2 separate regions of the Homo sapiens genome follow, and region 2 is linked to region 1. A link is a contact called in ENCODE Hi-C or POLR2A ChIA-PET data. All regions are on one chromosome and are shown on one strand. Each heading gives the region's core, a stretch centred on a gene start or an enhancer-like site at or near the end of the contact. The rest is flanking DNA. Distances are from core to core; before and after follow the strand shown. Region 1 overlaps CHMP4B (charged multivesicular body protein 4B). Region 2 has its middle 71 kb from the start of CHMP4B.

The links. A loop is a pair of places that touch in the nucleus more often than their neighbours do. ChIA-PET counts read pairs that join two places held with the same protein, here RNA polymerase II (POLR2A). Pooled maps may share reads with other maps.
Region 2: a pooled map shows a loop between it and region 1 (2.0-fold over the local background). The contact joins two enhancer-like sites. A Hi-C loop is called at or near these places in 2 of 50 pooled maps. POLR2A ChIA-PET finds 5 or more read pairs at or near these places in 11 of 52 experiments (GM12878, H1, OCI-LY7 and 7 more).

What each region holds. Positions count from the first base shown.
Region 1 is chr20:33,833,765-33,839,352 of GRCh38, forward strand. All of the region lies in intron 1 of CHMP4B (charged multivesicular body protein 4B), which reads left to right. Among named protein-coding and RNA genes, the nearest start is that of CHMP4B, 25 kb to the left of the region's middle. RefSeq lists a silencer at 3,773-3,922. Within about 2 kb of position 4,332, at least 7 of the 41 ENCODE cell types and tissues checked have a DNase peak (open chromatin) inside an H3K27ac peak, as active enhancers do; they include GM12878, where a contact is called at or near this core.
Region 2 is chr20:33,879,251-33,884,907 of GRCh38, forward strand. No RefSeq gene overlaps it. Among named protein-coding and RNA genes, the nearest start is that of CHMP4B, 71 kb to the left of the region's middle. RefSeq lists enhancers at 3,953-4,072, 4,253-4,512. Within about 2 kb of position 4,026, at least 2 of the 41 ENCODE cell types and tissues checked have a DNase peak (open chromatin) inside an H3K27ac peak, as active enhancers do; they include GM12878, where a contact is called at or near this core.

The DNA.
Region 1 (5,588 bases), core at 3,082-5,581:
CATGATAACCCCAAAGGTTAGTTTCCCCCCTCTAGGCATCCACAGTAAGTGTCCTGTGCTGACCTCTGTCATGTATTACATTGTCCATATCTGCTGGCCTGTGAATTCCTTCAGCCTTGGGACTGTATCATTTTTGTCCCTAGTTCCCTAGCAGGGTATCATGAGCAAAGTGTAATTCCTGGTACAGTAGAATGAGCAAAGGAATTGCCTGTTTCATCTAAGCCGTTGCATCCTTTGTAGTATTGGTATGAAGTTGCTTCATCTTTTCTAGTATTGTCATGAAGTTGTTCATAATATCCCCTTTTTATCCTTTTAATATTCCTGGAGTCTGTAGTGATATCACATTTATCATTCTCGATACCAGTAATCTTTTTTTCCTGGTCAGTCTGGCTAGAAGTTCAATCTTGTTGAACTTCTCGAAGAGCCAGAATTTTATTTCATTGACCTTCTTTCTCTTTTGTTTCTTTTTTGTCTTTTATTGATTTTTCACTTCGATCTTTATTCCCTTTCTTCTGCTTACTTTGGATTTTGTTTGCCCTTTATTTGTATTTGTATTTTTTTTTGGAGACAGGTTATCACTCTCTCACCTAGGCTGGAGTGCAGTGGCACAATCATAGCTTACTGCAGCCTCAAACTCCTGGGCTCAAGTGATCTTCCTTGCCTCAGCTTCTCAAGTAGCTGGGGCAGTACAGGTGCCTGCCACCGACTAATTTTTGAAAAAAATTTTTAATAGAAATAAGGTCTTGCCACGTTGCTCAGTCCCAAGCTGGTCTTTTTCTAGCTTGTTAAGGTGGAAGCTGAGGTCCATTTGAGATTGTTCTTTTCTAGTGTAGGCTTTTAGTTCCCTTAAGGTACCACATTGGTGGCATCCCACAAATTTTGATATGTTGTGTTTTTATTTTCATTCAGTTCAAAATACTTTCTGATTTCCCATTTCATTTCTTCTTTGACCTACGGCTTATTTAGAAGTATATTATTTAGTTCCTAAATGTGTGGGGATTTAACAGATTTTCTGTTCGTGATTCCTATTTATTTTATTTTTATTTTTGTTTTGAGATGGAGTCTCACTCTGTCGCCCAACCTGGGGTGCTGTGACGTGTTCTCAGCTGACTGCAATAACCTCCACCTCCTGGGTTCAAGCGATTCTCCTACCTCAGCCTCCCGTGTAACTAGGACTACAGGCACACGCCACCACGCCCAGCTAATTTTTGTAGTAGAGACGAGTTTCACCATGTTGGCCAGGCTGGTCTTGAACTCCTGACCTCAAGGGATCCGCCCGCCTCGGCCTCCCAAAATGCTGGGATTACAAGCGTGAGCCATCGCACCTGGCCTATGATTCCTAATTATTAAATTCCATCCCAGGTGATAGAAGTAATGAGATTCTTTAAAAATATTGCTCCACTGTCTTCTTGCTAGCATCGTTTTCTATGAGAAATCTTTGTCATCTTTATTTCAGTATATGTAATGTATATTTTTTTCTTTGTCTGCTCTTAACATTTTATTACTGATTTTGAGCACTTTTAATATGATGTGCTTTGGTATATGTGGTCTTCTTCAAGTTTCTTAAGCTCCAGGGTCATTGAGCTTCTTGTATCTGTGGGTTTAAAGTTTTCATCAAAGTGGAAAATTTTTGGCCGTTATTTCTTGAAATGTTTATTCACCTGCCCTCCTCCTTTGGGGACTCCAGTTACATGTATATAGGTTACCTGAAGTTATCCCACACCTCACTGCTGCTCTGCTGATGTTTAAAATTATTTTTTCTCTCTGTATTTCATTTTGGATAGTTTTTATTGCTATTCAAGTTTACAAATCTTTTCATCAATGAAGTGTCTGATCTGCTGTTCATCCATGTAATAATTTTAATCTCTAGAAGCTCGATGTAGGTGTTTAAAAAGATTATCTTAGTCTATTTGTGTTGCTATTAAAGAAATACCAGAGGCTGGGGTATGTATAAAGAAAAGAGGTTTATTTGGCTCACAGTTCTGCAGGCTGTATAAGAAGCATGGTGCCAGCATCTGCTGCTGGCGAGGGCTCAGGCTGCATCCACTCATGGTGGAAGGCGAAGGGGAGCTTATGTGTGTGGCGAGAGAGAGAGGAGGAGGTGCCAGGCTCTTTTTAACAACCAGCTCTTTCGGGAACTGAATAAGAACTCACTTACTCCTGGAGAATGGCATTAAGCCATTCCTGAGGGATCCGCCCCCATGATCCAGATGCCTCTCACTAGGCCCCACCTCTGACATTGGTGATGAAATATCAACACGAGACTTGGCAGGGTCAAACAAACCGTATCCAAACCATAGCAAATATCTTCCCTGTTTCTCCTTCGCTTTTTAAGCATATAGACTATAGTTATAACTGTTTTCATCTCTTTGCTAATTTTGACATCTGTGTTAGTTTGGGTTACTTGGAATTTGTTGATTTTACTCTGCATCATGGGTGTTATTTACCCATTTCTTTGCATAAATGGTAGATTTTGATTAGATGTCAAATGTAAATTTTGCCTTGTTGGGTACTGAATATTTCTGTCGTCCTATATTCTTTATGTTTTGGGGGCACAAGTTTTTGGTAACAATTTGCCTTTTGGGTCTTGGGTCTAAGAATTATTAGGCAGGCCCAGAGCAGTGTTTATCTAGTATAGAGCTAGTTAATCCCTACTATTAAGACAAGGCCCTCCTGAAGGCCCTCCAAGAAGAATTATGAGGCTTTTCTAATCTAGCTGAGGAAGAGGCACTATGACTGGCCCCATGTGAGTACTTAATATTATTTATTCTCTGTCATCCTTTTGAGTGGTTCTTTCCCTGGCCTTAGATAGCTTTTTCACACATGGGTGCTGATCAGTATTCTGCTGAATACTTGAGGAGGACCCTCCGTGGCTCTCCAGGGTTTTCTCTCTCCATGCAGCTCTCTCCTCAGGTACTCTCATGAACTCCAGCTGCGTTGGTCTCCCCAGACTCTCAGCTCTATCTCATTAATTCAGGAAGTTGCTGGGCTCTGCCTGGGTTTTCCTTGCCTGCTCCTTGGCCTGGAAACTCTCAGCAATCAACTGGGTGTGATCGTAGGGTTCAACTTGGATCACTGTCCTTTTTTGCTTGATGTCCAGTGTCTCAAAAACTGTTAATTCATTTCTCTTGGGCTACGGATAAATCTAGTCCCTGCCATCCTGTCTTGGCTAGAAGCAGAAGGAAGAGTCTGGATTTGAATCCTGACTCTGCTGGTTGGTTATTCACAAGCTTTGAGATAATCTCTCCGGGCCTCAAATCTCTTCATCTGTAAAATTGGCTAGTAAGACGAATTCCTTATTGTCAGGATTAAATACAAGAATAAAATACGAGGCTCAGAACAGGTGTTAGTTCATGTGAGAAAGGAAGAACTGGCCGGGCGCGGTGGCTCACTCCTGTTATCCCAGCACTTTAGGAGGCCAAGGTGGATTGGATTGCTTGAGCTCAGGAGTTGGAGACCAGCCTGGGCTACAGCTATTTCGGAGGCTGAGATGGGAGGATCATTTGAGCCTGGGAGGTGGAGGTTGCAGTGCACTGAGATTGTGCCACTGCACTCCAGCCTGGGCAATAGAGCAAGACCCTGTCTTACAAAAACAAAAAAACAGAAGAACCTAGGATCAAGATTTTTAAGATTTGAGCTTCAACCATTAGGAATTGAGAAGAGGGAAGGATCTAGGAAAAAAAAAAACCTCAAGAAGGAATGGCCTCTGGGGCAAGGGAGCCAGGCTAGGGGATCCCTCAAGGCTGACAGGAGAGAGGAATTTCAGAGAGAGGAGGGAGGCAGTGCCAGAACTTGTAAGGAGACGGAGGGTGAAGGTGTCTGTGTTCACATTCTAACTATAGTTACCTTTGCTTCCTGAGTGACATTTGTGGCTCACATTGGATCTGAGTGCTACTTCCTCTGCCCAGTTGAAGCAGCTTAATTCAGAGGCTAAAGGGAGTTTCTGATCTTTCTAACTCAGTTTGTGAAGCCAGTTAAAATAAGAAAGACTGCTTATTTCATTGGGCAGGAAAAACTTGATTATGTGAAGCAGTCAGGAAATGGAGCATATGGATGTTAATTACATTTTCTGGATCACACAAGATCAACCAGAAAGAGCCTTTTGTGTTTGTTTCAATCCTGTTATTGGAAATCTCAGAACTATATGGGTTCACCTATTGTTAGAGCTCAAGGAAGACCTAGAGAGAGCACCTAATCCGCCCTTCTTGTGTCCTTGATGAGGAGTCTGAGGCCCTAGGAAATGAGGGGACTTGCTCAGTGACATACTTTAGTCATGGCAGAGTTGGAACTAGAAGCCAGATTCGGAATCACAGGACCCGTGTTGCAGGTTGTGTCTAGATACAAGTCTCCTGTTCGGGCACCTGGCTTGGATTCCTCCTTGTCAAGTACCTTTAACTTTGTTACTTTGAGGAGGTTGTTGAACCTTTATGACATCAGTTGCCTATCTTTAACTTGAACACAGCCTTAACTGCCTGAAGGCAAGGGATTATATCAGATAACTCCTAGCAGTTTCCTCCGGATGTAAGATTAGTGTCAGGTGTTACAGGGACTGGTCAGGACATGTAAATGAGTAATGTGTCCAGGTAGAAGTTGGTGGGCAGTGGTGGGCTCTGAGACAGACTGGAAAGTGTGTGCCCCTTCCAAAAGGGATGGCTGCTGCTCTGCTCTAGTGGATCGTTGCTAGGTGGCAGTGTGGGCTCAGTGTTGCCAGATACTCCATCTTTACAAAAGGAAGCCAAAAATCTGGATTTTTATGTGTAATATGTAATATTCAAATTTACGTATTAAGACACGACTTAAGACATGGGACAAATGAAGACATATCTGTGGGCTGCATGGGTGCTCAGTTTTAGCCTCTGATCGCTGTTTAAATGAAATTCTGCAGCCTGGCTGGTGTCTAGGAAAGAACTTTGGCCTTGGATTGCAGGGCACAGGCTGAATGACTATGGCCCTCACTAACCAGGGGGAGGTCACTTTCCTTCCCAGTATCCTGGTTTCCCCCTCCTGGCTCTGAGTTATCTTGATCACCAAGAGCTACTCCAGGGCTGCCTGCTGGGTCTAGGAAGTGAAACCCCTTCTCTTCCTGATCAGCTGCCCTTTGGGGAGCAGGAGGAGGCAGCCCAGATAGGCCTTGCAGGGTTCCCTTTGGTGACCCTGACTCCCGTGGCCATTTCTCTCCTTCCTTATGCCCTGGGCCACGCCTGCTGACCCAGTCTGGAATAATCTGCTGCTTACTTTGGGTCTCTGCTACTTCCCTCCAGGTATAGTCACAGGGGAGGTCCTAGGCTCATTGTCCCTAATAATAATCCCCTGACCCTTTGGTTTTAGGGTTCTAGCAATTCCAGTGTGGGTTGACACAGGAAAAAAGTGGGCAAGTGACAGAGGTTCTTGTAGCTTTGGTCCCTGGGTCCTCCAGAATGTGGAGGAAAGGCTGTCTTAGGACCTGGGAAAAGATCTGGAAGCCATTATAGGGTGAGAGGACGGGGGCACCCACAAATGAGGAAATGGCAGGGTCAAGTTGGGCGTTATGGAGTGCCCCTCCCTTCTCCCTGTCTCAGTGCTGTTAGGGGCACAAAGATGGAGGTTCC
Region 2 (5,657 bases), core at 2,776-5,275, 45 kb after region 1:
TGATCCACCCACCTCAGCCTCCCAAAGTGCTGGGATTACAGGCATGAGCCACCACGCCCAACCTGGAAATATGTTTTGATCTCACTCTTCAGTGACAGTTTAGCTAGGTATAGAATTCTAGGCTGACAAGTATTTTTTCACTGTGTTTGGAGATATTAGTCTACTCCTTTCTGGCTCCTATTGTTGCTAATTAGAAGTCTATTTTTTAGTCTAATTGTTTCTTTGAAAGGAATCTGTCTTTCCCACCCTTCTGGCAGCTTCAAAAGTTTTCTCTTTACCCTTAAAGTTGTCCAAGTGCAATTAGACATGCCTAAGCGTAGATTTTATTTATTTGTTTATTTTTGAGACAAGATCTGGCTCTGTCACCCAGACTGGATCGCAGTGGCATAATCATAGTTCACTGCAGCCTTGACCTCCTGAACTCGGGTAATCCTCCTGCCTCAGCCTCCCAAGTAGCTGGGACCACAGGCACATGCCACCACACCCAGCTAATTTTAAAATTATTTGTAGAGACAGAGTCTCCCTATATTGTCCAGGCTGGTCTTGAACTCCTGGACTCAAGTGATCCTCTTGCCTTGGCCTCCCAAAGTGCTGAGATTACATGTTTGAGCCACTGCACTCAGCCTAGATTTATTTTTATCCCACTCTGAACTATGGCTTTTCTCTGTGAAGACAGTGCTTTCTTCAATTTGAAAAATTCTTATATATTATATTTTACTATATTTTATTTTATTTTATTTTATTTTTTTGAGACAGAGTCTCACTCTGTCACCCAGGTTGGAATGCAGTGGTGTGATCTCAGCTCTCTGCAACCTCCGCCTCCTGTCTCAGCCTCCTGAGTAGCGGGGATTACAGGTGCCCGCCACCATACCTGGCTAATTTTTGTATTTTTTAGTAAAGACAGGGTTTCATCATGTTGGCCAGGCTGGTCTCGAACTCCTAACCTCAAGTGATCTGCCTGCCTCAGCCTCCCAAAGTTCTGGGCCATGCCTGGCCCCTATTATAGTTTCCTTTATTGCTTTTCCCACATCCTCTTTACTGTCTCTTATTGGAATTCCTATTCCTGTTGTACATCCTATTAGATATATAATGGATCATTTCATTTCATCCTCCATCTTAACTTCCCCTTTATGTTTCACATTTCTTTATCTCTCTCTGTGCTGTATTCTGGGCGAACACCTCTGATAGGTGTTCTATAGCCCCCAATACTTCTGAGTGTGATTATATTGGAGATAGGGTCTTTGAAGAGGTGACTAAGTTAAAATGAGGCTATCAGGGTGGCCCCTAATGCAATCTGACTGGTGTCCCTATAAGAGGAAATGTGGATGCACCAAGGGGCAGGAAGGATGAGCATGCGCAAGGGAGACCATGTGAGGACACAGCAAGGAGGTGGCCGTCTGCAAGCCAAAGAGCAAGACCTCCGATAAAACCAAACACCAGCACCCTGATCTGGGACTTCTAGCCTCCAGAACTGAAAGTTAATAGATTGCTGTTGCTTAAGCCACTCTACTGTTTTATTATGACAGGGCCAGTAAATGAATATGACAGACTACTGTCAAACCCACCTATTGAGTTTCTCTCTTTCTTTTTGCTTTGTTTGTTTTTTCAGTTTATCTTGGGTGACTTTTTTTTTTCTATGGCCCAGGGCAAGACACCCACTTCTAGGCTGCAGCCCAAGGTTATTGGGCAGTTTTTCCAGTCCCAAGAAGAAACAGCTGACTTCCAGCTTTTTCCTGATGTAGGGAGCCTAGTTTCAGCTGGAGGGCTCTCACAGGGCCAGGAGCCTTGTCTTTCGTCCTCACAGAGGCATTCAAACCCCAGTGCCATTCAGAAGTCTGGATATGGCAGCCCCAGGTGACTTAGTGGCTCCATGAAGCTGCCAGGGACTTGGACACCTTTGATCTTCACATTTTAGCACCCTTGGGGTGCGGCTTTAACCCTCTTGTTGCACTTCCAGGCATCTCATCTCCAAATGCCCCATGTCTTCTGTCTTTTGTTTGCTTCTTTGTTTTGAGACAGGGTCTCACTCCATCACCCAGGCTGGAGTGCAGTGGTGTGATTACAGCTCACTGCAACCTCAACCTCCCAGGCTCAAGTGAACCTCCTACCTCGGCCTCCTGAGTAGCTGGGACTACAGGTGTGTGCCACCACACCTGGCTAACTTAATTTTTTTTTTTTTTTTGAGACAGTTTCACTCTTGTTGTCCAGGCTGGAGTGCAATGGTGAAATCTCAGCTTGCTGCAACCTCTGCCTCTTGGGTTCAAGCGATTCTCCTGCCTCAGCCTCCCGAGTAGCTGGGATTACAGGTATGTGCCACCACGCCCGGCTAATTTTGTATTTTTAGTAAAGACAGGGTTTCACCATGTTGGTCAGGCTGGTCTTGAACTCCCGACCTCAGGTGATCTACTGACCTCGGCCTCCCAAAGTGCTGAGATTACAGGCATGAGCCACCGCACCCGGAAATTTTTTTTTTTTTTTTTGTAGAGACAGGTCACGCTATGTTGCCCAGGCTGGTCTCAAACTCCTGAGCTCAAGCGATCCTCCTGCGTCTGCCTACAAAAGTGTTGAAACTACAGCCACAAGCCAACGCGCCCGGCCTTATGTGTTATCTCTTGCCACATAGTGGCCTCTGCTCCAAGGGAAGCGGGAAGAGTGAGTTTTTTCAGTGGTACCTTTCCTCCCCATCCTGAAAACAAATGTGATTCTCCTCCTAAAGAAGTAGAGCAAGTGGGTGTAGAGTTGTTAACATGCAATGTCTGCCACATAAAACATGATCCCCATTTTGGTGAGGAAATCACAGCCTGGAGAGGTGTGGTGATTTACACAGCCTGGATTCGATTGCACTGAGCCTGCCCCACCCTCACCCTGCTCTGATTCAGGGACCCTGGCCTGGCCCTCATCTTTGGTGGTTGCTGTCGTCAAGGCACTGGCCTTGCGTGATGGATGAGCAGGCAGCCTCATTAAACACAAACCCTTGTTGGTTTCCCAAAGCCCACAGGAGCAGCGAGGCCCGGGATCTGGGAGCAGGGAAGCTGAACAGGACCCCATCTGTCCTGTTCCCTCCGGCTTCTGCTCAAACAGGCATTTGTCTGCCATGGCAAGAGGGCAGCCTCAGACACTTCATCTCTGGGCAATTAGGGGGCTGCACGTGAGAAGAGTAATGACTGGCCAGAGGGGATTTATCAGGGGCCAGTGTGGCTGGGCGGGGCTCAAGATTTGACATCCACCTCTTTTCCGAGGGGAAGGAGCTGGTTAGCATCCCTGCCTGGCAGTGGAGCCTCGTTAGCTCTGCCTTCTACTGTCCCTTCCCCCTCCAACGCTCTGCTCCCCACCCCACCTCCTTGTCTCTGCCCTAGATCAGAGGCCAGGCACTAGCTGGATGGTCACACCTGCCTCCTCCATGCTGCCCCCTGTGAACCACTCTCCGCACTGGCTGCTCACAAGTCTGATCACGTCACACACCTCCTCCCTACCTTTAAATCCTTCCATGGCTCCCTACTGCCCAAATCATAAGCAGCTGTTGTGTTCGGGTGGTCCTAGGTGACCAGCTTCCCCACGAGCGATTTCTCTCCTTTGGTTTGATTCGTGTCAAAGATGAGTCTTAGACACTGCCTGATGCTCAAACGGTTTATCCTTTTCTTAAAAAAAAAAAAGATGGGATCTTGCTGTGTTGCCCAGGCTGGTCTTGAACTCCTGGCCTTAACCCATCTTCCTCCCTTGGCCTCCCAAAGTTCTGAGTTACAAGCATGAACCATGGTGCCCGGCCTCAAGTGATTTATTTTGGCTGTGCTGTTACGAGACAGACATCAATGACACGGGCCAGATACACTTAGGAGGTCAGAGGACCAGCTGACCAGGAGGGTCTCTGTGTAGAGACCATCCTCAGAGTTTGGGGGATCCTTCTCCCTTCCCTAGACCTGGGTTCAGTCTAGGTTAGTCGCCAGGTGTTTCTTTCAAAAAAGAAGTTTAAGCTATTCTTGTAAGGGGAAGCTTTGTTTCAAGGTTTATGAAAGTTGCATCTGTGCTGAGGTGGTCTTGTTTTCTGGAAATCCCCTGGCCAGGGTTGGAAATCCTGGGGCCAGGCTGTATCAACTGCTAAGTGACACCTGGTGTCCGGCCTGTGAGATGCTTAAGTGGGTCCTATGGCTCTTGTTAATCTCACAGTTGCAGTATGTCTCTTTTTATACTATGACAGCAACCTCAGCCCTGGTGACCTCAGCTCCCGCGCCGCATCCTCTGTACTCTTGCTCTTCAATTTTTAAGAATGAGTTTCATGATTATGGGTTTCAAAAATTACATTCAGGACTGCGTGTGGTGGCTCATGCCTATAATCCCAGCACTTTGGGACGCCAAGGTGGGTGGATCACTTGAGGTTAGGAGACCAGTCTGGTCAACATGGTGAAACCCTGTCTCTACTAAAAAAAATAAAACTTAGCAGGGCGTGATGGTGCACACCTGTAATTCCAGCTACTCAGGAGGCTGAGGCAGCAGGATCACTTGAATCTGGGAGGTGGAGGTTGAAGTGAGCCGACAACATGCCACTGCACTCCAGCCTGGGTGACAGAGTGAGACTCCATCTCAAAACAAAAACAAAAACAAAAACAATTCAAAAGGCACACAGTAAAACAAGGCTAACTCCTGCATCGTCCTCACCTGCCTAGTCCCCATCACCTGCCACATGCCTTAGTTCCTTGTGTATCCTTCCAGTTTCTTTATGCAAATGTAAATAGGACAAATATGTCGTCATATTTACCACCCCCACACATGCTTTATATACAAATGGTAGCTTATCAGGAACGTGGTTCTATACTTTCATTTTTGCACTTAATACATCTTGGAGATCTTTTTGTATCTGCAGAGAGAAGGCTGCTTCATTCTCTGGTACAGCTTGACCATCATTTCCTTAGCCAGCTCCCAGGTAGTGGATGTTTGTGTGGCAGGTGCTGCTGCTGCCCTGTCCCATATCTCCCACCTACCAGAGCTCACCAGCAGCCCTTTCATTTCTCCAGGCTTTAGCCCACACAGGTCTCTCTGCCTGGGATATGCTTCTGCTTCTTCATCTCAAATCAAGAGTCTGGCAGCCCCGCCAGAGACACTAACCTAACTAGTTCAGGCAGGGCTAGCACTTTGGGCCTCAGGGTCTCCCTTACCTCCTCTGCCTCAGGAATGATCACAGTGGATTAAATCCTCTCCTTATCTGCCTGCCTGGCTGGGAGCACCTGGGCAGGGGTCAGAGCTGTGGGGGGGCAATGGGGAAGATGAGTCAGATTCATCACTATGTCCCAGCACCTCTTACCACATCCCATGGCCTCTAGTGAAGCAGGAGAAGGATTGTATAAAATCCAAACTCCTTCCCGTGGCCTACAAAGCCCTGCTGACCCCGTCCCTGCCTGCCATCACCCCCAACCTCAGGTCCAGCCAGTGTGGCCTTCTTGTTCCTCAGAGACCTCAAACTCGATCCTGCCTCAGGGCTTTTGTTCTTATACTTTCCTCTACTTGGACTCTCTTTTCCCCAGATCTCCTGATTAGACCTCAGCTCAAATGACACTTCCTCCAAGAGGCCTTCCCTGACCACCTTGACTAAAATATCCTACTCACCCCTGCCAACTTTGGGAACCCAAGGCAGGAAGATCAGTTGAGGCCAGGAGTTCAAGACC